Regions from separate parts of the Homo sapiens genome. Here all the other regions are linked to region 1. Evidence: chromatin loops called from intact Hi-C (ENCODE). Cell type or tissue: PC-9. All regions are shown on one strand. Links, peaks and the distances in the headings refer to the core of each region. The heading gives the core; the rest is flanking DNA.

Evidence for each region. A loop is a pair of places that touch in the nucleus more often than their neighbours do. Peaks named below come from ENCODE experiments on the same cell type or tissue, not always from the same donor. Only the 100,000 strongest peaks of a DNase experiment are listed, where the experiment ranks them.
Region 2: a loop joins it to region 1, with 2.6 times the contacts of the local background. A loop is called at or near these places in 2 of 110 quality-filtered maps.
Region 3: it touches region 1 in a loop (2.5-fold over the local background); 4 of 110 quality-filtered maps call a loop at or near these places.

The regions. Positions count from the first base shown.
Region 1 is chr7:54,875,782-54,883,225 of GRCh38, forward strand. No RefSeq gene overlaps it. Among named protein-coding and RNA genes, the nearest start is that of SEC61G-DT, 120 kb to the left of the region's middle. In PC-9, for the core only: CTCF peaks have their summits at 2,093 and 2,295; a DNase peak (open chromatin) is centred at 2,110.
Region 2 is chr7:55,039,579-55,047,022 of GRCh38, forward strand. The region is part of intron 1 of EGFR (epidermal growth factor receptor); the gene reads left to right. Among named protein-coding and RNA genes, the nearest start is that of EGFR, 24 kb to the left of the region's middle. In PC-9, for the core only: no CTCF peak of the experiment used is centred there; a DNase peak (open chromatin) is centred at 4,313; H3K27ac peaks cover 3,849 bases.
Region 3 is chr7:54,991,567-54,999,010 of GRCh38, forward strand. LOC105375284 (a long non-coding RNA gene) reads right to left here. Exons shown (of 4, transcript XR_007060329.1): 2 at 3,163-3,846; 3 at 2,790-2,891; 4 at 2,093-2,242. Among named protein-coding and RNA genes, the nearest start is that of EGFR, 24 kb to the right of the region's middle. In PC-9, for the core only: CTCF peaks have their summits at 4,125 and 4,359; DNase peaks (open chromatin) are centred at 3,215, 4,115 and 4,605; H3K4me3 peaks cover 1,686 bases; H3K27ac peaks cover 4,425 bases.

The DNA.
Region 1 (7,444 bases), core at 1-5,000:
CCATATGAATTTCAGGATCAGCTTATCAATGTATGCAAAAAATGTAGCTGTGATTTTCATAGGGATTGTGGTGAATCTGTAGATCAATTTGGAGAACATTGGGGAATATTGCCATTTTAACCATATTAAGTCTTCCAATCTGTAAGTATGACATGGATTACCATTTATTTAGATCGACTTTGATTTCTTTCAGTTATGTTTTGTATTATTGAATGTAGAAGTCTTTTACTTTTTTGTTAAATTTATTCCTAAGTATTTGATTATTTGATGCTATTGTATTAATAAATGAAATTGTTATTAATTAAACCTAATTGCATCTTTGAATCTGAAGTGCATTTCCTGTAGTGAACATAAAGGTGGATTTTGCTATAATCTGAATGTTTTTGTCCCCCCACGAATTCTTATGTTGAAATCCTAACTCCCAAGGTGGTAGTATTAGTAATTGGGGTCTTTTGGAGGTGATTATGTTACATGGGTAAAGCCATCATAAATGGGATTAGTACTCTTTTATAAAGAGGCTGAAGAAAGACTCCTTCTCCCTTCCATCACATGAGGTTATGATGAGAAGACAGCTGTCTATAAAGAAGCAAGCCATCACCAGACACTCTATCTCCTGGCAGCTTCATCCTGGACTATCAAGCCTCCAAAATTGTGAGAAATTTCTGTTGTTTATAAGCCACCCAGTCTATGGTATTTTGTAATAGTATCCCATATGAACTAAGACAGATCTTTCTATATCTGGACTGTCAATCTATGCTTTTGATCAGCATAATTAATCCTTTCACATTTATTTTTATTATTGATAAAACTGTATTTATATCTTACATTTTATCTTTCTTTTTTCTATATTTCTCGTGTCATTTTTATTCTACTTTTTCTCATTTATCGCTTTTTTGCATTAAGTAAATATTTTTCTAGTGTGACTTTTATTTCCTTTAATGAACTTATGCAACTTTTAGTTCCTTTTTATTATATATTTAATTATTTTATGTATGCTGGGCTTACCACATACATCTTAACTTGTCAGAATATCCTTGGGATTTATACTAACTTTATTCTTGTGAGATACAGAAATGATATTTTCTATTTCACAGTGATAAGACATTGTCATTATGCCCTCTACCTTTTCATTTTTATTTTACCTTTTCCTTTCCCTTTACCCCTTTGCCTTTTTTACCTTAGTTCTTTTAGCACATTTTTGTTGTTGTTGTTGTTGTTGTTGAGATGGAGTCTTGCTCTGTTGCCCAGGCTGGAGTGAAGTGGCATGATCTCGGCTCACTGCAACCTCTGCCTCCTGGGTTCAAGCAATTCTCCTGCCTCAGCCTCCCAAGTAGCTGGGATTACAGGTATGTGCCACCACGCCTGGCTAATATTTTTGTATTTTTAGTAGAGATGGGGTTTCACCATTTTGGCCAGACTGATCTCAAACTCCTGACCTTATGATCCGCCTGCCTTGGCCTCCCAAAGTACTGGGATTACAGGCACGAGCCACCATGCCCAGCCCCTTTGAGCACATTTATAATAGCTTCTTTGAGGTCTTTGTCTGCTAAATTTTAAAACAGAACTCTCTCAAAGGCAGTTGGTGTTGCCTGCTTTTTTTCTTGTATATAGATTGATTTCCTTTTTTGCTTTTGCAAATCTTGTGATTTTTTGTTAAAAATATCATTTTAGATACACTATTGTAGCAACAGTGAATAGTCACACACACACACACACACACACACACACACACGCCCCAGTAGAGTTGTTGTTTTTTTTTTTATGTGTTTAGTGACCTTGTTGAACTATTTAAGAAAGTCTATATTTTTGTACTGTGCAATTTCTCAGTCACTCTTCAGAGGATGTGGCCTTGGCCATGTGCATAGTCACCAGGGATAATGGTGAATTTAGCAGGGCTGTTTTTGACTTTCTCCTTCCCAGTCATTCTGTTAAGCTGTCTGCTTGTCTCAGTATTATATCTAGCTATTATTATAGCTTCCATCAATTGCTAGCTGATTATTCCATTGTTTTTGATGATGCCCTTGGGCCTAAATTGCTTCCTATCTTTGAGGCCACTGTTGAGGTTTGTTCCAACCACAGGAGGGCTCTTTTTAGCTGTCTGTTTCCTGGTTTTCTCTGCCAAAGTTCCACCTTGTTTGTAGTGCAGCTTGCTCCTGTCATGGAACTACCAGCCCTCTCTTAATTACTTACAATCACTGCTTACCTCCACTGTTTCCCAGAAAGCCCTTAGGCTCGAATTTCCCTTACTTTCTGTTCCAAATAAAGTCAGTTCCTTAAGTGGAGCTTTCGAGCTTTCTCCTCTTAGGACCAACGTATCTAGTTGGGCAAAACCGTTGTGTCGCTGCTCTGGAGGTAGGGACCAGGATAGTGGCTTACTTCTCTGAGTGGCACCCCTGCTTCGCAAGCAGGGCACTGGATTGAGGCAGCAGCCTCTGGTCTTCTCAACTTGCCTCCTTTTGTGAGGAACCTTTGGCTTTCTAAGCTACAGGTGAGGGCAGTTAGGGCCCCAGTATTCTTGGCCTGCCATACCTGGGGTATGAGTGGGAGCTGGGTGGAGAAAGGAAGCCCCAGACCTCTCATTGTTCTTGCCTCAAACAGAGTCTCTGTAGCACTGAGCTGGTAGCTTGCCCTTCTCATAGAGATACTTCTCATGGAGATACTTAAGGGACTGACTTTATTTGGAACAGTCATACAAGGCCTATGTTCTTGGCCGATGGGAAAGAGCTTTGATCTTGCCTGCATCTATGCAGAGTAGAGCTGTCATTTTGCTGAGCTGGATGGGGAAAGAAAGAACAGGAAGTAGCTCAAATTTCACTGTTCTTAGCAAAATTTGGTAGATTTTCTTAAATAAATGTTTCTTTTTATGCTGTATGCCCATAGAACAAGTTCCAAAGATTTAAAATGTTTGGGTTTCTTTTCTCAGTTTCACCAATTAGGTTGTTTCACTAGGGAGAGGGTACATGTAGGTTATTATGCCAAAATTCTGGAAATTGTCTACCAGTATCATATAATTTTAAACTAAGAATTTCAAAATTAAAGAAGCATATTAATTGCTCTCAATTATAAAACACATATGCAATAATAATTTTGGAGGATTGTATTAAAAATCACAACACTTAGTGCTCTATGACAATGTTCATTCTGCTCATGAATCTGCAATTTGGCAGAACTTCTGCCAAAGAGACTGTTCACTCTTGCTTTATTCCATGTCGACTAGGGTTACTCAAAAGTTAGAACTGAAATAACTTAAGGGCTCACTCATTCATATTTTTGGTGGGTTATACTTGGAAAATTCAAACCGCTGCAGGTTATAGTAGCTAGGGCTTCTTGGATATCGCTATCTTTATGTGGCCTCCCCATGTGGTCTCTCTAGCATGCTTCAGGGTAGCTGATCTTTTATATGTCACCTAAGGGCTTCCAAGGCATGTGTCCTCAGAGACAGGAAAAAGAGGAAACTCTGACTTTTTATGACCTAGCCTTGGAAGTCATAAAGTGTCATTTCTGCTCAAGTCCCAGGCCCACTAGATTCACCCATTTGCCCATTTATCTTGGCATTTCTATTTATAGAGATGAGTAAGCATGATACTCAGAAAAATAAAGAAATTTACCCAAATTATAGACCTAATAAATGAGAGAACAATGATTGAATAACTCTGTCTGGTAATATTCAATAAATGCTATTAAGATACTTGGTCACAACTTTTATATAAAAACAAATTTACACCCTGCGAGCGAGAAACAAAAATTCCTTCTAGGAGATACCAGGAGATAGACAAATCATAGTACGGACAACTCACACATTTCAACAATGTTATGTGATGTGTACACCCCGCTAGTAGAAATGCAATGTTTCAAGGGAGGCTAAGAGATGGAGCAATTTACTCTTCCTTGGGGGTGAGAGGGACTGCCCGGCTGAGAGGTAACATTTGAGCAGAACCTTAGAGGATCTTCAGCGATAGATAGTCTGTAGTTGAGGAAGAGAGGTCAGAGCCCAGGCCCAGAGAGCACAGGGCCACGGAACTGACATGGGGGGTGTGGAGATTCAGGGAAGGCTGGGCACTAAAGCATAACTGTGGGATATGGTGAAGCCCAGGTGTTGGGGGAGGTGGGGTCAGGAGATGAGGCTGGAAATAGGTTAGGCCTTGCTTGTGAATGACTTTGAATGACATACTTAGAAGTTGCTCTTTAACTTATGACTAATCAAGAGCCACAGCAGTTTATAAGTAGAGAAGTGATACAGTAAATTCCACATTTAGAAAGACCACTTCAGTGATTACATAGAGAAAAATGAAGGGATTTAATACTGGGGAATAAGACACAAGACAGGAGAGCAATGTAATAGACGGTGCTCTGGTGTTGAGAATGACATCAGAGGCATATCTTTTGTGTTTTTATTCCAATACTGTTGTAAACTTCTGAAGCTTGAAGGTCTGTGCAGCAAAAAAATCTCAGTGTAGGTAGAGGTGTAGCAGGACAAGCAGCAGACAAAACCCCTCAGACACCGAGTTAAAGAAGGAAGGGCTTTATTCGGCCAGGAGCTTCGGCAAGACTCACGTCTCCAAAAACCGAGCTCCCCAAGTGAGCAATTCCTGTCTCCTTTAAGGGCTTATAACTCTAAGGGGGTCTGTGTGAGACGGTCGTGATCAACTGAGCAAGCAGGGGGTATGTGACTGGGGGCTGCATGCACCGGCAATCACAACGGAACAGAACAGGACAGGGATTTTCACAGTGCTTTTCCATAAAATGTCTGGAATCTATAGATAACATAACCAGTTAGGTCAGGGGTCAATCTTTAACCAGGCCCAGGGCACGGCGCCAGGCTGTCTGCCTGTGGATTTCATTTCTGCCTTTTAGTTTTTACTTCTTCTTTCTTTGGAGGCAGAAATTGGGCATAAGCCAATATGAGGGGTGGTCTCCTCCCTTAGAGGTATCAACTGTTATTTAATTACATTTTAGCAAAATTTTAAGGGTGGTTTTTCTAGCAGTAGGAAAGAGGAAAAACACCAAAATTTGACTAAGTTATTTGGCTTTTATTCAATTCGTTTTGCTCTTTTTTTTCCTGTGACATGAGTTTGTTCCTGAAGGGCAAGGTCAAAGGAGTTTCTGACTAATGTATCCCTAAACTTCGTGCTGTTTTATTACTCTTCCATTGAGGCCAGCACACCTTAATATGACATTTTAAAATTCACAACGTTTTGTTAGCAAAATAGTTACTTTTTTTGCACTTTTATTTTTTAAAACAATTTTTTATTAAAACAATTATCTTATCAGAACCAATGACGATACCCATCAGCCAGTGTTAGTAATGCCAAACAGGCCTCTCAGCTTGCACTATGTTAATTATATTCAAAATAAGAATCCACAGAAAGAACTCAAATAAGTACAAATATTTCTTAATATATTTTTGGGATGGAATTCCTAATAGAGTCTATTCCTTGCCTGAAACCTGCAAATATACATTACTTTTAATGTTGTTAAGTATGAGTCACAAGTAGAGGTAAGAGGCAGTGAACACAATGTTTCTTACTGCAAATCTTTTTTTCCCCTCTAAAAATTGGAGTTGTCTTATACTATAGTCACTGAGGAGAGTTACAATAAGAACCATCAAAATTGTTAGTTGCAACTTGAGATAAATAAAATACACATAAATCCTCCCAAGTGGAAAAATATTCACTGTGTGTGTCTTTCATTTTCATTCATTAAGACAAAGTTCTGAAAGCCAAGTACTACATTTGTTGTTTAGTTCCCTTTTGCACTCAGAAGATTCAAAGGGAACTTGACATTAGCATTTCTAATCACCCTCTTTCAGTGAGAGCTGACACACAATCTATTTTGAATAGGCCTGAATGTCAATCACTGGTTTAGAGTCCACAAAGTGGGGAGGAGTGTGTTGAGTGTGAACACAGGGAGCTGCATCTCCTGCATTTGAGCTTTAGATTCCTGAGGGCACCCAAGTGAAGATGTCCATCATACAGCTGAATAGATGGTTCCAAATGTCGGAAGAAGACGCTGGATTGGAAATACAAATATGACTGGAAAATAAGTTGAAAAAACTTTCTTTAAATCTTTTCAAATGTACCCCAGTGTATCCAGACTCTGCTACTCCAGGCCACATGGCCAAGAAGTGAGTCTGTTGTATGAGAGCCAAAACGAAGGGTGGTGAGTTGGATGCATGGTTGGACAGTAACACTTCTTCTCAGTATAAGAGACTAGATGAAAGCCTAAGGAGAAAGATTGTTTAAAAAACAGGGCCAGAGACTATGAGGATTATAGGGAAGAGGAAATGGAGACACCTCATTCTTCAATGTTGGAAGCTGATCAAGAACATTTCTTGAAGTGCATGGAAGAGAACTCCGTGCTGAGTTATTATTCTACCCATTTTGGGAGCACCATCAACACAAATCACTTATCAGCCATTGAGTATTTCATTTTGAGTTACACTGGTCAGTGTTTGGGAACTGGCACAACCTCCTCTCCAGGGACTATTCTGCTGCAGAAAAACACAGGCCAAGACTCTTTGCCCCAAATCGAAGCTGAGGCTCCTGGACTACTTGGGAGGTAATAGTGTGAAGCCCACACCCTAGGCAGAGGGGGAATGAAGAGAGCTGTTTGGTCATTGTCCAACTTATGCAATTTAGGCCTATTATATCTTGGTACTTGTCTAGGATACTGTTAAACTCAGAATCTAGGTTTGGGATTGTATTGCAAACATAGTAGCAACACTAGATGAAGCCAAGTATATCTCTTTCAAGAATGACAAAAGGTCTGAAATTTTACTCTCCTTGCAGACAAACAGGTTAGCCTGCCACATTTTCACGGATGCTGGCAGGAGATACAAGACTCCCAGGTCATAGACAACTTTTTTTGCTCACAGCACAGCAGGCAGCATGAGCTCTGTGTTTGTTTCAATCCCCTCACCCCGCAATTTCCATAGGGGAATGAAGAGGCAAGCAAGTGATGTTGTGCATACATCACAGCCAAAGAACCCCAAGCTCAGGAAACCCCCATCTTTTATAAGGGACCTGTAAGTAAACCTACTTGCCTTTTCCCCAAAGGAGACATCATCTTTATCACACTGCACAGAAAACAAGCCTGCCCCTTGCTCCAGAGAGATACTATTTCCACACAGCCTGGCTGTTTGCTAGACAAACATCCTTGGAAAGATGGTTTGGGCATTAGTTGGCTTAGAAGAATGATTCTTAAGGGATGGCAGGAATAGCTATAATCCATGCTGGGAGAAGGTGGTATATTTCATTGATCAGTAATCATTAGTTAATAGCTAACTAATTGTAACCAAATTACAATCCATGAGACCACGCATCAACCAAACAATATCTGTTATGCAATTCTATGTGAAATACAACAAATTATTTCCCATAGAAACAAAAACATCACCCTTGACTAGACAGGACTGAGGGAATTATTATAATTGTTCAATTTATAC
Region 2 (7,444 bases), core at 1,584-6,583, 170 kb after region 1:
CTCCATGGCTGGAGGCATTCAGAGACCAGGCAGTCGCTTGTGGGTTTGTGATTAGAGTGAGGTTCTTTTATAAAGGGAGTGAGAAGAGAAGGTCTGTGGATACTTGAGTGTATCGGTAATTAAGAAATAAATTGTGTACATCCCATTTCTTTCCACATTTTCCTGGGCTGTCACAGTGGCTGCAAAGAAAGCAGTCCGTGAACTGAACTGTGATCCCAGACAGGCAAGCACACCAGGAATCTCTTCTCAGCTGTTGATAATGAGGGAGCGCTGGGGAGAGAAATGGGGTCCTCTTTGAGTTTCCTCTGTGCCGATACCTTTCTCTTTGTTAAAACAGCTAATTAAACACTGAAGCAGTATAGCTCTCTTACTATACACTGGTAGTCATAGTTCTCTTACTGTTCTCTTCACTGACAGTTCTCTTACTATACACTGATGGTGACGCAGAAATTCAGAATTCCCCGCATGTGTCCCGGTTTGAAAGCCACTGTGCTTTGCTGTGGATTAGGATCAGACAGTTGAGTCTTGTTCCAACAAGGAAAGTTGCTTATTGGAAAGTTTTGCTGCAGGGAGCCTTGAGTTCTGCATCAGGCTTGGAAGTGGGCTCTGTGGAGGTCAGAAGGAGGATCCCCCACCCGCAGCCTCAAGAAAAATATGAAAAGTGGATTATGCCTCTGTAGCTATATTGCCTATAAACTTTCTGCAGAATGACAGTATTCATATCCTACATTTTTTCAAAGCGATATTAATCCTGAGACCTGCAGCTAAAGTCAAGTAGAATTTAGGGATAATTAATAGGAGGAAGGTGGGGTTGGAAGATCTGCATGATTATAGTCCTCTGATATAACTGGAAAATTCTTTCCATTAGCAAGGAGCTTTGGTTAATATAAAATGGACAGATTAAACCTAGGCAATTTATTTTACTCATTGCTGTATTTTTATTTCAGAGCTGGTTGAAAATATTACAAAGTAATATTTTAAAGTGCTTATCTAAACTCTTACTCTGCATTTTATCATTGGGTTATGAAATGACTGGGGAAAGACTTTTCTTGCTTTTATTTCTCAGTGTCTACTTATAAACATGTTTTTTGAACTACTGTTTTTGTGACAACATGCCTTTTTCCCAGAAAATCTCAGGTTAACATTAAATAGGCACTGGATGTTTATCTGATCTTGTTTATAGAAACACAAGAAAATTTTAACCTTGTATATACTTTACTCAATTAACTAGGTAAGAGGTCATTGAAACATTTAGAATTCCACTCTACATTTCAATAATTATCAGGTGAAAGCTACTGCATCTACATCAGAAGATGTTTGTAATTTATTTAAGAATAAAATTAGCTATGCAAGAAATAGTATGTGGAGTCCTATGTGGAAATCACAGAAACCCTGACAACTTGATGATCTTTCCGCAAGCTAAAAATATCACTCTGGATCACAGCAGTAGAGGACTCTGTAAATTTAATCTGTGTGTCTCCTGTAAATAAGTGCATTAGCAGTACACAGGTGGTGTCAGAGTCAGTGATGATGGATAGAAATTCTACATAAAATCCAGGCGCAGTGGCTCATGCCTTTAATCCCAGCACTTTGGGAGTCTGAGGCGGGTGGATCACCTGAGGTCAGGAGTTCGAGACCAGCCTGGCCAACATGGCAAAACCTCGTCTCTACTAAAAATACAAAAATTAGCTGGATGATGGCACATGCCTGTAATCCCAGCTATTCGGGAGGCGGAGGCAGGAGAATCTCTTGAACCTGGGAGGTAGAGGTTGCAGTGAGCCGAGATCACGCCATTGCACTCCAGCCTGGGCAAAAGAGCGACACTCCATCGCAAAAAAAAAAGAAGTAAGAAGTTTTACATAAAAACGTGGAGTGAGCCCAAGGTGCCATTTATCCAGCCCATACACATCGTACCATGTACAGAGTGGACACCAGATAAATACATTGACTGCATGCCACAAACATATATATGTAGGCACCGTTGCATTCAAATACACATCTGCAGCCCTAACACATCTTTATTTGCTAACGAGCATCAATGTATTTAAAAACAAACATGTTTAAACTAGTGAATGATTAGATTATAATGATCTTAATTCATAAGTTTTCTCATTGGCCTTTTGTATACTTCAATTGTAATACCTAGAAAAACAGTTATGTCCAAAGGAGTGAATAGGCCTTATCTGAAACAGGTGAGCGTGACAAGTGTTTTCTTACTTATTTTACTTTTCAGATAATTCATCCTTAAAGTACATTAGTTTAAAAGTACTGTTTAAGGAAACAGTACTTGGATTAAAACTTGAATCATTGTTAAGGAAAACTATACCTTAACTTCATGTAATCACAATTAAACCTCTTCATATAGAAGGATCTAAGAATTTTCTGCAGCATTCACCAGCACCAAAAAGCTCAGAGACATATATTTCTTTCTCTGTATATGTATTTTAAATTCAAGTTAGTATAAATTGACAGGCAGGTCAGAGTAATATATGATCTTCTGAGTCCCCTTAGTAATTAAAAGAAATGATTATTTTTGCATGAAATATGATAAAGTGATTTTAAGTGCCTGATAAAAAGTCTTAACCATGACAACCATTAAAGATTACATCAAAGAAAAATAAGTTTGACTTTCATTTACCTTGGAAACAGCTATTAACTGGTAACCTCAAGAAACACCATGAAGAGTCAGTTTGCTCCACACATGTCTTGTAAAAGTCAAATAACTGGTGGTTATCCAGTAATGACAAGAGGTAGAAGTTACATCCTTGCTGTCTGATTGAACCTTCCCAGAGCTGGCACAAGGCTGGGAAGACCATAGGTGCTAAATGAGGAACTACTTAAAGAAAGAAAATGGAATTTCACGGACAAGAAAATCCATGTCCATTTGGTTCTGTGACCCACATCCTTTGTATCCTATGCTTTTTTACACTTGGTACATGGTTGCAAGATTGCCCCTGTTTTCTACTTATAGTTCCATGCAGCATGGATGTGGGAAAAAGTCTCCTCTGCAAAGGGGGTTAATGCAGGTCACTCTACGTATGTGCACGAGGTCGTTATAAAGCTCGAAAATATGGGCTCACCAACCAGGTGATTTTTTTAATTATCCAACCAGAAGACATAACATATAGGGGAATCAAAAGAAATCTCTGAGTAAAATAATGATAACAGGTCAAACTTTGCGGTCCCACGTGAGGCTGGAGATGCGTATTGTCTTGACTTTGCATCTACAAGTTTAACAAATGATGCTTTCTCAGTTTACCTCTGGAAATGGAAATTAGCATTGCAAATGACTTCATGAGGAGGTAGAAGCTATCTGTGAATTTCCTTTCGCTGTGTTTACGATAGACTCTCACGTCTAGATGTGTCATGTATTATGTTAAATTGGTATGTCTTGAAGTTATAAAGCACAGCCCTCTATAAGTATATATATTCCACCTCTTTCAAATCGGATGGTACCTATCCTTCAAACTGCTATTTAATGACTGTCTGCTATGTTCAAGGCACTGCTCTCAATGTTAATACTTGATGAGATCGGGCGCGTTCAAGGTGGCATGGCCGTAGACTCAATGTTAGTATCTGAAATATGGCCTACGAGCTGAGTTGTGAATCAAGTTAATAGATTTTCGGAATGTTAAGGTCTAAACCAGTAGCTCTTAACTGAGACAATCCTGTCCTCATCTCACCTGGGAGACATCTGGCAATGTTTGGAGAACCTTTTGGTTGTCACACTGGGGCATCTAGTGAGTAGAGGTCAGGGATGGTGGTAAACAAGTTTTTTTGTTTGTTTGTTTTGTTTTTGAGACAGAGTCTCACTTTGTCACCCAGGCTGGAGTGCAGTGGTGTGATCTCAGCTCACTGCAACCTCTGCCTCCTAGGTTCAAGCAATTCTTATGCCTCAGCCTCCCAAGTAGTAGCTGGGATTACAGGTGTGCACCACTACACTCAGCTAATTTTTGCATTTTTAGTAGAGACGGGGTTTTGCCATGTTGGCTAGGTTGGTCTCGAACTCCTGGCCTCAAGAGAACCGCCCCCTTCTTGGCCTCCCAATATGCCGGGATTACAGGTGTGAGCCACCGTGCCCAGGCTAACATTCTTTAATGCATAGGACAGCCCCCACCATACAGAGGAATCCCCAGCCCAGAATGTTAATAGTTCTAAGGTTGAGAAACCCAAGGTTAAGCCAAGTCAACTTATCTATCTTCTTTAAAATTGCATAAGAATGCAGTCCTGTTCTTCATTCCTCTTGCTTTGCAGTTAATGATCCTTTGCCTGGACTTTCTAAGTGCCCAGAAGAGCAACAGCCAGCATGCAGGATGGCATTCCTGACCAGTTGCACTTGGCCTAGCATTCCAACCTCACCTGCCTCAGCTTGTTCAACCTGAAAACCTACCAAGTGAAAGCAAGAGCCACGTGAAGACGCCTTAGTTATATGCACCCACCCAGACACTTGCTCAGAAAGGAATCAGTGGGGCCCTGGCCTTAGAAACTGGCTCCTTCACTGCTGTAGAAACAACATAAATTTAACATAAAACACGTGCTTTTCTTTTTTCTTCTTACTTTTTCCTGTCTTGGCAATGCAAGGATGCCATTAGGTAAAGAAATCCTTCACCACACTAATCCTGCAGAGCCAGAAGAGAAACCAGCTTGTTCTAACCCAGCTTTGTCATGGAGAGAAGGCAGCTGCTCCAGTCTGAACTATTCTTTCTTTTGGTAGCAGCCTGCCCAAGGGTGAAAGTGTGTTTAATAGTTTGAATTACACAAGTGAACAGTAAATGTATGCCTGTTTCTGCTTTATGGGACTTTGAAATAATGTTGTTTGTGCCAAGGTTTTAGATTACTATACCTAACAACCTAGAAAAAGAAATGAAAAGGAAGCCTTCTGCCAGGCAGAGGTCACTACGGGCCTGGAGCTGGGCACCTGACTCAGCAGCTGCCCAGATCCCCAGAGCTGAGAAGTCACCATGCATTTGTGGTGCTTCGAGCGAGTTACCAGAGTCCTGGAACAGAGCAGCACACCTGCGGGGTGTCCCCTTGGCATTTGGGCAGGGCAGGTGACCAAGGGTCTTGTTGGAACTGAAGTCCAGCTTGAAAAGCAAATCTGGTTGTGAGCTAGAGTCCAGTAACACTTGTTTCCCGCCGCCCCCCGCATAACTCGTGTGTCCTAAAATACAATAATTTCTTGAACTTCAGTCACTTATGCCTATAAGCGGGCATACAACAGGGGCACAATAAATGTTTGTTAAGTGAATGAATTCTTTCAGAACTAGATGGGATCTTAGTCCAACTCTCTTATTTAACGAGGTCCACAGAGGTTCTGCGATTGTCTAAGAAAGAAGGCTGTGTTCATGGCCTTTGTTGTTTACGTGGCCCTGTGATTCTCTTGGCTCCGTGAAAGTCCTGATGCAGACATTCCGGCCATCTAGAAAGGCATGCAGACAAGCCATCCAGCTGGCATGATCCTGAGTCCAGCTTTCTTTAAAAGAGCTTCCAAAACTGCTTAAGCTTTGACTGCACAAAACCTGCATCACCTCCAGTTGAGAAACTCAAGAGAATAAGTAAGTTATGGAGTTGGAGACCCCAGCTTAACTACTAGTTTTAAAATAGTGAAATCAACATTTTCAAATCTTTGACTTCACTAAGATTTAATAAAGTTTATTAATCATATATTATGAGTTATTGCTCTCTCTTTATGTCTGTAATGCAGTTGCTCCTCTCTGTATAAATTAATAAGTTTTAGAGATCCAAAATGAGAATTTTAAAATAAATTACGTATATTTTAATCAAGTTTAATTTGACTATATCCAGCTAAACAATTGATTGAACTTCACTTGCTTTTCTATGACAGGTTTTTTGTTCTTAGTAAAAGACCCCAGTTTTCTCACTTGTGAACAGAAGGGGTTAGACTTCATGACAGCTAAGGTTCCTTCCGTCTCTAACAAAAGTGGCCTGAAGAGAGGCTTCTAGACTATACTCACGGTGGGTTCTTGGGACCTCAGAGTCAGCTCCATCACTTAAGTGGCTGTGTGATTGAGTGGAGACACCTCAATCTCTTTGTGCCTCAGTTTCCTCACCTGTCGAGTGTCAACATGATGGCACCTAAAGCTGTTGAGACTTCAGAAAGGTAATGTGTGAAAAGTGAAAAGTGCCTGGCATCCAGGAAGTACTCAATAAATACCAACTATTTTATTGCTGCAGCTGTTCTTATAGATGTGATTTCTAGAACATTGCCTTCTAATAGGGTAGCCATGGGCCACAATTGTTGGCTGTTCGGTGTTTCACATATGGTTAGTCCAAACTAAGATGTGTTGTGAGTCTCAAATACACACTGGATTGTGAAGACTTAGGACAAGGAAAACAATGTTAATAAAATCTCATTGATAACTTTTAAATTAATTACATGTTGAAATGAAAATATTTGGGACATATTGAGTTAAATAAAACAGGAGATTAATTTCTTCTGTTTCTTTCTACTTTTTTTATTAGTGTGGCTACTCAAAAATGTGACATTATGTATGCATCTCGTATTACATTTCTATTGGACAGCAGCGCTCTAGACAGTACTATGGGTAGTATCTGTGGGGAGGTTCTCAGAAACATGTCGCATGCTCTTTTAGAACCTTAAAGTATTCCTAGTCTCCTCTACTTCCAGCCCTTGGCTCTTGGGCCTCAGTCTTTTTACTTTTGCGGCTGTGTTTCTCTGAAGGCTTGGCATTAGTAGATTGAAAAGAATAACCATCTAGGGAAATGTGAATTCAGTTTCTTTCTGACATTCTGCTCTCTACAAGGGGATATTATGTACACATAAACCTACTTCCAAAATAATGAAGTGAGGCCTAATTCCTTACTCTTCAGAGAGCCCACTGTGGAAGTGTCACTGACCTTGTGTATGGGCTGCCCTTCATGGCTCTGGGAGTCATTATAAAGGGCAGCATTTGGCGTGGTGCGTCCTAAGCCAGTGTTTCTCGGCTCTGTTCCTTAGACATGTGTTAGTGTTAATAGATGTTCTTGGAAAAAAAAAAAAAAAACAGCATTCTGAGGTCAAACATGCTCAGAAAGCTTGGAATCTGCACTACGCTTCTCGTACACATTTCATATTAAAGATTTTGGAAAGTCCTGCAATACAGAGCCCTGTCTAATATTGCCACAACCCACAATTGCTCAAATGTAAATAGATTTGAGTTTATTCACATTCAGATCACCTCTTAAGGCCCCACCTCCCAATGCTGTCACAATGGCAATTAGATTTCCACATGAGTTTTGGAAGGGACATTCAGACCACAGCAGGGGAAAGCAGGGTACTTGCTGCTTTGCAAGTGTGTCCACATCTAATTAATAGTACAGTTCTTACTCTTGGTGTGTCCGGTGATATTAAAAATTAATGTGCCTTATTTAGATAAGTAACATAAAAATCACAAAATGTATGCCTTAGATTTATATGTATTTA
Region 3 (7,444 bases), core at 1,584-6,583, 120 kb after region 1:
CCATCCGGGACTTCCGTCTCTGCCAGAAAACCACGACCCTCTCCCTCCCACACGGCATCCTCTCCGCTATCCCAGTGGGCAGGGCAGAGATTGTTTTCAATACATTCTCCTGAAAAGAGAGAGAAAGCCATTTTCCCAACAGAAAGCCAGGGAGCAAGAAGATCTCAGTGAGCCTTTCAGCCAGCGACTGGAAACTTGAACGGACCCAATCTTCACATTTTGATAAAAGGCAAGGGGCAGGGAAGGGGGTTGGAGCTAGAAACAGGATAACAAGAACGGAGGTCATGTGAAATCTAGTGAGAGAAGTGTTCAGTAAAAACCAATACAAACACAAAAAAAAGAGACGAATTTCAAACCAAAATGAGGGTTTAATAATTCTTTTATTGCTGGAAAGAACTGAGTTCTTCCAATTTCTCATCGTGAGAAAGGAACTAATATGTGCCTGATGCTGAAAGTCCAGCAAACCATTTCAATTGCTGAGTTTTCCAGGTAATGGGGTATTTCTTTTGTAAAAGCTAACATTTCCTAAATTTTCGTGTTTTCTTCCTCTGTTGCACCTGTGGCGTATGAAATTCAAACAAGTCACCTAGATTAAAATATTTCTGCGAAGGCTATTAAACAGTGCTGCTTGTGCCTCCGTTTTTTTTTCTTCCTTTCTTTCTTTCTTTTTTTTTTTTTTTTTTTACTGAAAGCAAGTTTTTGGTGTAGAAATTAAATATCTAATGCAAATTTTTAGAAATAGATGTGAAGCTTTTCTTAAAATTCACTAAAATGTCCAGGGTGCTGTAATAATTTTGCTACTATGACTGTTGGACCTAGGAAGAAATTCACCTTGTGCTTAAATACAAAGTATTTCAAAATAAACTAGTGTTTATTGATCGTAAAGCAGTAAATACTCTTTAAACAAAAACATAAAAATGCAGAGAAGTAGAAAAAAGAAAACAATCACTTCTTAGTGCCATTGTACAAATACAACCATGTTTTTAAGAGTACATTTCTTTTCAGCGTTTTCCCTCTCTGTAAAGGGGTCTTGTTTTCAAAGTTGTCATTAACTCCATGTACAATTTATGTGATGACTTTATACAAAATGTCATCTTAATTATAAATGTCACAATAGCAATAACAAGGTTGGGCGTGGTGGCTCATGCCTGTAATCCCAGCACTTTGGGAGGCCGAGGCAGGCAGATCACCTAAGGTCAGGAGTTCGAGACCAGTCTGGCCAATGCGGTGAAATCCTGTTTCTACTAAAAGTATAAAAATTAGCTGGGCATGATGGTGGGCGCCTGTAATCCCAGCTACTTGGGAGGCTGAGGCAGGAGAATTGCTTGAATCCAGGAGGTGAAGGTTGCAGTGAGCTGAGATTGCGCCATTGCACTACAGCCTGGACGACAAGAGCAAAACTCTATCTAAAAAAAAAAATAAAAAAAAAAATAACAATGACTACCATCTGTGGAATATTTTCATGTCATAGCTGCTTTATATGCACCAACTCTAATCCACCCGATCCAATGCAGGAAGTGAAATTCTTTCTCATTGTAGTGACTACAGTAGTCCTATGTGAAATATGTAAGTGTATTTCCAGGGCCTCCACAGGTTCACTTGTAAATTTAGACTAGCCTTAAAAATGCCTTATTTACCCACAAAGACAGCACTTCCAAGCTGAAAGAGCAACAACAGTTGCTGGTGTGCAATCTCATTTTTAAAAAGAGAGAATTAGGGCCAAAATAGATTACGCAATTTGCTCAAAGCCACACAGTGACCCAAGGTCTTGGGGTCAGCCTGCCCTAAGCCTGTTGATTGCTCTCTAGGGCTTTCTACAACTTCCACCACCTTTCAATCAGTGCCACTACAATTAGCTTTCAGTAGGGGAGGCTGCTTGGAGCTTTCTTGCCCCTCATACCTCTTCCCAGTTCTTGCTAGGGAGCTCTCTGGAAAGCTATAACAGAAATATAGTATACATTATGTAAATATTCCTTTTCTGTCTTGAATTCATACATAGTTCCTGCCAGAGAGATGCAAATTTGTCCTAAAACTCTCTTGGGCCCTCTTTGGGGCTGAAGTCTTTGTTTTCTGAAGAGAAAGACATTTTCTGTAATTTTACCACACAATGAGAAGAGCATTTTAATAACAAGAGCAAAATCATCTCAAGCTCGCATTTCTCCCACATTCTTCTGTCTCTCCAGTAGGCCCTGGAGTGGAGTGATCTGAAGCAGGGTGGCATTCTTGGGGTAGAGGATGTAATCTACAATGATAAAAAAGGACTCCTGTGTTAGAGATACTATAACAAAGAGGCAAGAAACACAATCACTCCTTTTTTTTTTTTTTTTTTTTTTGAGATGGAGTCTCGCTCTGTCGCCCAGGCTGGAGTGCAGTGGCGCTATCTCAGCTCCCTGCAAGCTCTGCCTCCCAGGTTCAAGCCATTCTCCTGCCTCAGCCTCCCAAGTAGCTGGGACTACAGGCACCTGCCACCACGCCCAGCTAATTTTTTGTATTTTTAGTAGAGACGGGGTTTCACCGTGTAAGCCAGGATGGTCTCGACCTCCTGACCTCGGAACCACAATCACTCTTGATTCTCTTTAAAGACAAAATCATTTTAGAATTTGCTTCCCTTTTACCCACCATCAAACTCTCTTGTGGGAGGGGAAAGTTAATTTCAGTTGAAACAGTGACATCCCTGGAAGATAAGTTGCTATAAAAACACTCTTCTTCTGTTCCTTCTCCTGTGTGCCCAGTCAAGCTGAAGGTCAAATACATGGAAAAGATCTCCAAGTTTCTAAATCAGTGCTTACCAAGTAGCCATGCACTTGACAGGAGAGATGAGACACTTGCATATTTTTCCACCCCATTTCCTTTTACATCAAACACAATGCTCCTAAGCTGGGGTGTCTGTCCTGGAGAATGCAAAGATAGAGATCCTCATTTGGGTGACGAGGGAGGAACACCTTATCGCATGGGAGAAGGGGCAGTCATCAGTGGAGGGACAGAAAACCACATCAGATAGAGAGCTCGTCAGTCCATTTGCCCAGGGCTCTCCCAGGCCTACAGTGAATCCCGTACACCCTAGGGCCCTACAGATTTTGGCCACCTAATTTACAAAGGTAACCTGTGTCATAATTGCTTAGGATTGCACAGCAACACCTCACTTGCCCAGAGGCCACTTACCTAGAACCTCACTTGTCCAGAACTTAACCAAGATCTCAGGAACAAAACTGGTCTCTGAGAAGTTTAATGAGTGCACTAGTACACAGCTCAGGCTCTGAAGTTTGGTTTACGACACTCACAGGAGAGACCTCATCCAAAGCCAATGTCATCCTTATGTAATTCTAACCAGCACAATTGTTAGATTTCTCAGCCACAAATAGATTAGAAATCTCAAGTGTTTAAAAGGTGATGATTGACTTGCTCACCTGGCAGATGATGAAAAGGAAAGAAAAACATTATAAGTTAGTGAATGCATAGCCACCCAGATGTAGAATCAATGTAGAGGCGAATACACCTGCACCTCCGTAGCTTCTCGGGGGTCTCCACAGATAGCTCCATCTATCAATGAATGCCAAGAAGGACGACTGCCCTTGGTTCCATCATGCCCTTTAGATAGCAGCTTATACATCAAATTTTCAGAAAAACCTTCCTCCATGGCTTCGCTTGAAGCATCCTGAGGCCCTCATTCTGTTTCTCAGCCCCTGCTGTTTCCTTCCCAGTGCCTATCACAGTTCACAGTCATGTTCTTCATGACTCTCCTGTGTTCCACACTTGCCTACCTCCCGTGCATGTGGCACGTGGCCGTGTCCTTCTTGTTCATGGTTGGCTGCCCATCCGAGCTCTGTGCTTGTCACATGGAAGGTGCTTGATAAATAAATGTTGGATGAATAAAGAAATGTCACTGAGAAGCATTTACATTCCTTGATTACAATACATCACTTTAGAAATACTCATTTCAATCTACAAATGCTCCACAGAAAGATAGATACAAGGACATTCATTTATCAGAGGGACAGGAAAGGTGGAAGGAGGTAACCAACATTGATTGAGCAACCATCATGTACCAAGAGCTTTAATTTTCACAATGATATAGTAAAACAGGAGTGATTAGGTCTCACTTCACTGAGGAAGAAACTGAGGTTGAGTAACTTTCCAGTTTTATGCAATTAGTGGTAAGCTGAGCTGAAGCCTGAGCTTCACATGCCATGACTTGGATGGGTAAGCTTCAATTACTCTCACTTAAAGGCTAGCTCATGTGTTGTCAGGGATGCTCAGTGGGCCAGAACCAATAATTGGGTTCCAAAGGGAATAATTAAGATTGGAGCAAAACCTTGTAGATTGGGGCTGAGTCAAGTCTGAACGTCAAAACAGAGAGACCAGGTTCAAAGAGCAGACGTGGAATCATAAAAACATAGAATCAAAAGACAAGAGTCCCATAAAAACAGGATCTGAGTCAGTCTTCAGCCCACTTAAATCTTTCTTCCACCCCCAAACTTTCCCAAAACAGCACTCACTAAGGTCACTAATGACTTCAACATAATCAAATCCAATGGGTAATACTTTATCTTTCTCTTCCGTGGCTTCTCAGCAGCATTGGCATTCTGAGCACTTCCGCCTTTGTGAATCATTGTTTACCTTGGGCTTCCCCGTCTTCCTTACCTATCTGTCTGCTTCATCTCAATCTTACTTGCCACTTCATCCTCCTCCACCTCAGTCATAAATGTGGTTTCCAAGATCAATGTGAGACTTCCTCTTTCTCTTTCTCTCCATCTCTCTCCTCTCCCCCTGCATCCCCCCTCCCCATAAACTCATTCATTCTCCTGACTTTAAATATTATTGACAGATTGATGACTGTTTAAAATTTTATTTTCCATCCTACACCACACCTCTGAGCTTCAGACTTGATTTTCTTACTGCCTACTTGGCATTGCTTCTTGCATATTTCAAGAGAAGCCCAAATGTAAGGATTTCCAATACAAATTCATCATCTTGATCCTCATTTTCTTCAGTAGTCCCAACTTGAGAATGAGCCCATCTACCCACTTGTGCCAGCCAGAAATGCAGTATGCATTCTCATTATCTCCCTCTCCCTCAATCCTCAGATGTAAACCTATCCATTTAAAACTTCTAAGCTTCTCTAGACTTTGCCCATATCTCTTTCTCTCTAGCCACCATCCTGGTTAAATAAACTATCTGTTTTGTTTTTGTTTTTGTTTTTTTTCCAGCAGAACCACCCCTGATTAGCCTCTCCACCTCCACTCTTGCGCCCCCCCAGTTCATTCTCTATGTTGCCAGGAGAGACATCTTTTTAAAATATAAATCTGATTACATGATCCCACTAAATATAGAATAAAACTTCAAGTTTTAACATGGTCTATGTGTCCCTGCATGATCGACTTCTGCCTTGACCCCTGCTCAATCTATGAGACTGGGGAGTGACAGGTGGGTTCCCAGCTCCAGGAGTGGTGAGTGACCCACTCCTGGACCATCAGAGCACTCTGCCATGGAGACAGACACCACATCCAAGCCAGACCAATGGGACTCAATCTCGGTTCTTTGCGCTGAGTGGGAAAGAGAATTTCTCCTTCCCCTTTCCCCTGCTGAGTGGGCCAGAAGCTCATGTGTGATGCTGCCACCCTCTTGCCCACACAGTATGAAAATGGAGCCGACACACAGGAAGTCAGTGGGGGCAAGTAGAAAGATGCCAGTGGATGTAGCTCAGTGCTGGCACCATTGAGCTTCCAGGGCAGGGCCACAGACTTTCTCTCTAAGGGGCCAACTAGTAAATCTTCTAGACCATGTGGGCCATGCGGTCTCTGTTGCGACTCCTCAGCTCTGTTATCCTAGCATGAAAGCAGCACAATGTGTAAACAAAAGAGCAGAGCTATGTCCAATAAAACTTTGTTTATGGACGGTGACATTTGAATTTTCACATGCTCTGAAAAACTGTTCTTCTGTTGATTTTTTTCCCCCAACCATTGAAGAGGTGTAGGAACCATCCTTAGCTGGCTGGCCCTCCATCAGGCAGAGGCCAGATTTGGCTCACAGGCTGTCACAAGCTGCACCTGCCACTCGCTCTAGGCTTTTAGAAATGGAGCCTGTAAATTCTCTCTCTCTCTCTCTTTTTGGCTTAAGCCAATTCTGGATATTTTGTTTTTCTGTCACTTGTAAGTGAAAGAGTCCTGAACTTCTTATTCTTCATGTTTAGTATCTGGGATTTAGTTTCCCTCTTTTCTTTGCTTAAACAGCTAAGAAATCTAAAACAATCAAACAAACAAAAACTAATAGAAATGAATGCTTAAGCAATCTTTTCACATTTGCTAAGATTAAAAAAAAAGTTTGATAATACCTTAGCTGGTAAACTGTGGTGAAGCTGGGACTGAATGCATGTTTCAACACTAATATGAACAATTCATACATAGAAACACCAAAACAGTTACTTATAAATTTACTAACTTAAAAGCCTGAAATGTGATAAAAAGAATTTATTTTAAAATGCTATATTTGTTTGACACTGTCAGGTTGAACACCCATAACTAGAAAATATATTAGACTTTACTAGTAATATTTTTGTCATTGCCTTAGGTGGAATTTATTACCAATGCAGAATACATAGTTAAAAGTGTTTTCAACAATACTTTCATTCATTTACCCCAAATTCAAGTTGTCTGTATCAACTCTCCATTTATCTTTCTTTCTATCCATTACCTCTTTTTTGGTCATTAAGTTGGTTTGCAGTATTTTAAAAACTGATCTTTTAGTTTAAAGTAAGGAAAATGAACAAATAATTCTGATAAATTTATCTCTATGCCAATAATTAACCTAATACAATCTACAATATTGAAACACATGCTTAAAATTACTTTTGATAAAAAAAATTTATTTTCGTTGCCACAGTGCACATCCTGAAGTGGATTCAGATGTGCAAACTCATGATGAAAGGAGATTTAAGTCATGTACTGAAAAGTTAGCAGAGCATTAGCTTTAGTATTTGGACTATTCCTAAATAATAGCTTTAATAGTATACTCAGTGGGCCCAAGGATACATTTTTGTGGATCCTGAAGTTTTTTCCATATTGGTCTCAAAAATTTAGAAAGTTACCAGCAAGGAATATGTCCAGTTTCATCTTGACCTCACCAGCATTATATAAACATATATTATATATATAACATATTTACATATTTATATATATATTACTAAAAAATAATTTAAGTTTCCTCTTCTCTGTTTCCTAAGAAAGAAAAATATTTTTAATCTCTATTTGTTTTACTCCTATTTGAGTTAAACATTCACACTTTTTGTCCATTTTTTATTACGATCATTATTATTTGAGACAGGATCTCACTCTGTCACCCAAGTTGGAGTGCAGTGGTGCAATCTCAGCTCACTGCAGCCTCCACATCCTGAACTCAAACCATCCATCCTCCATGTCAGCGTCTCAAGTATCTGGGACCACAGGCA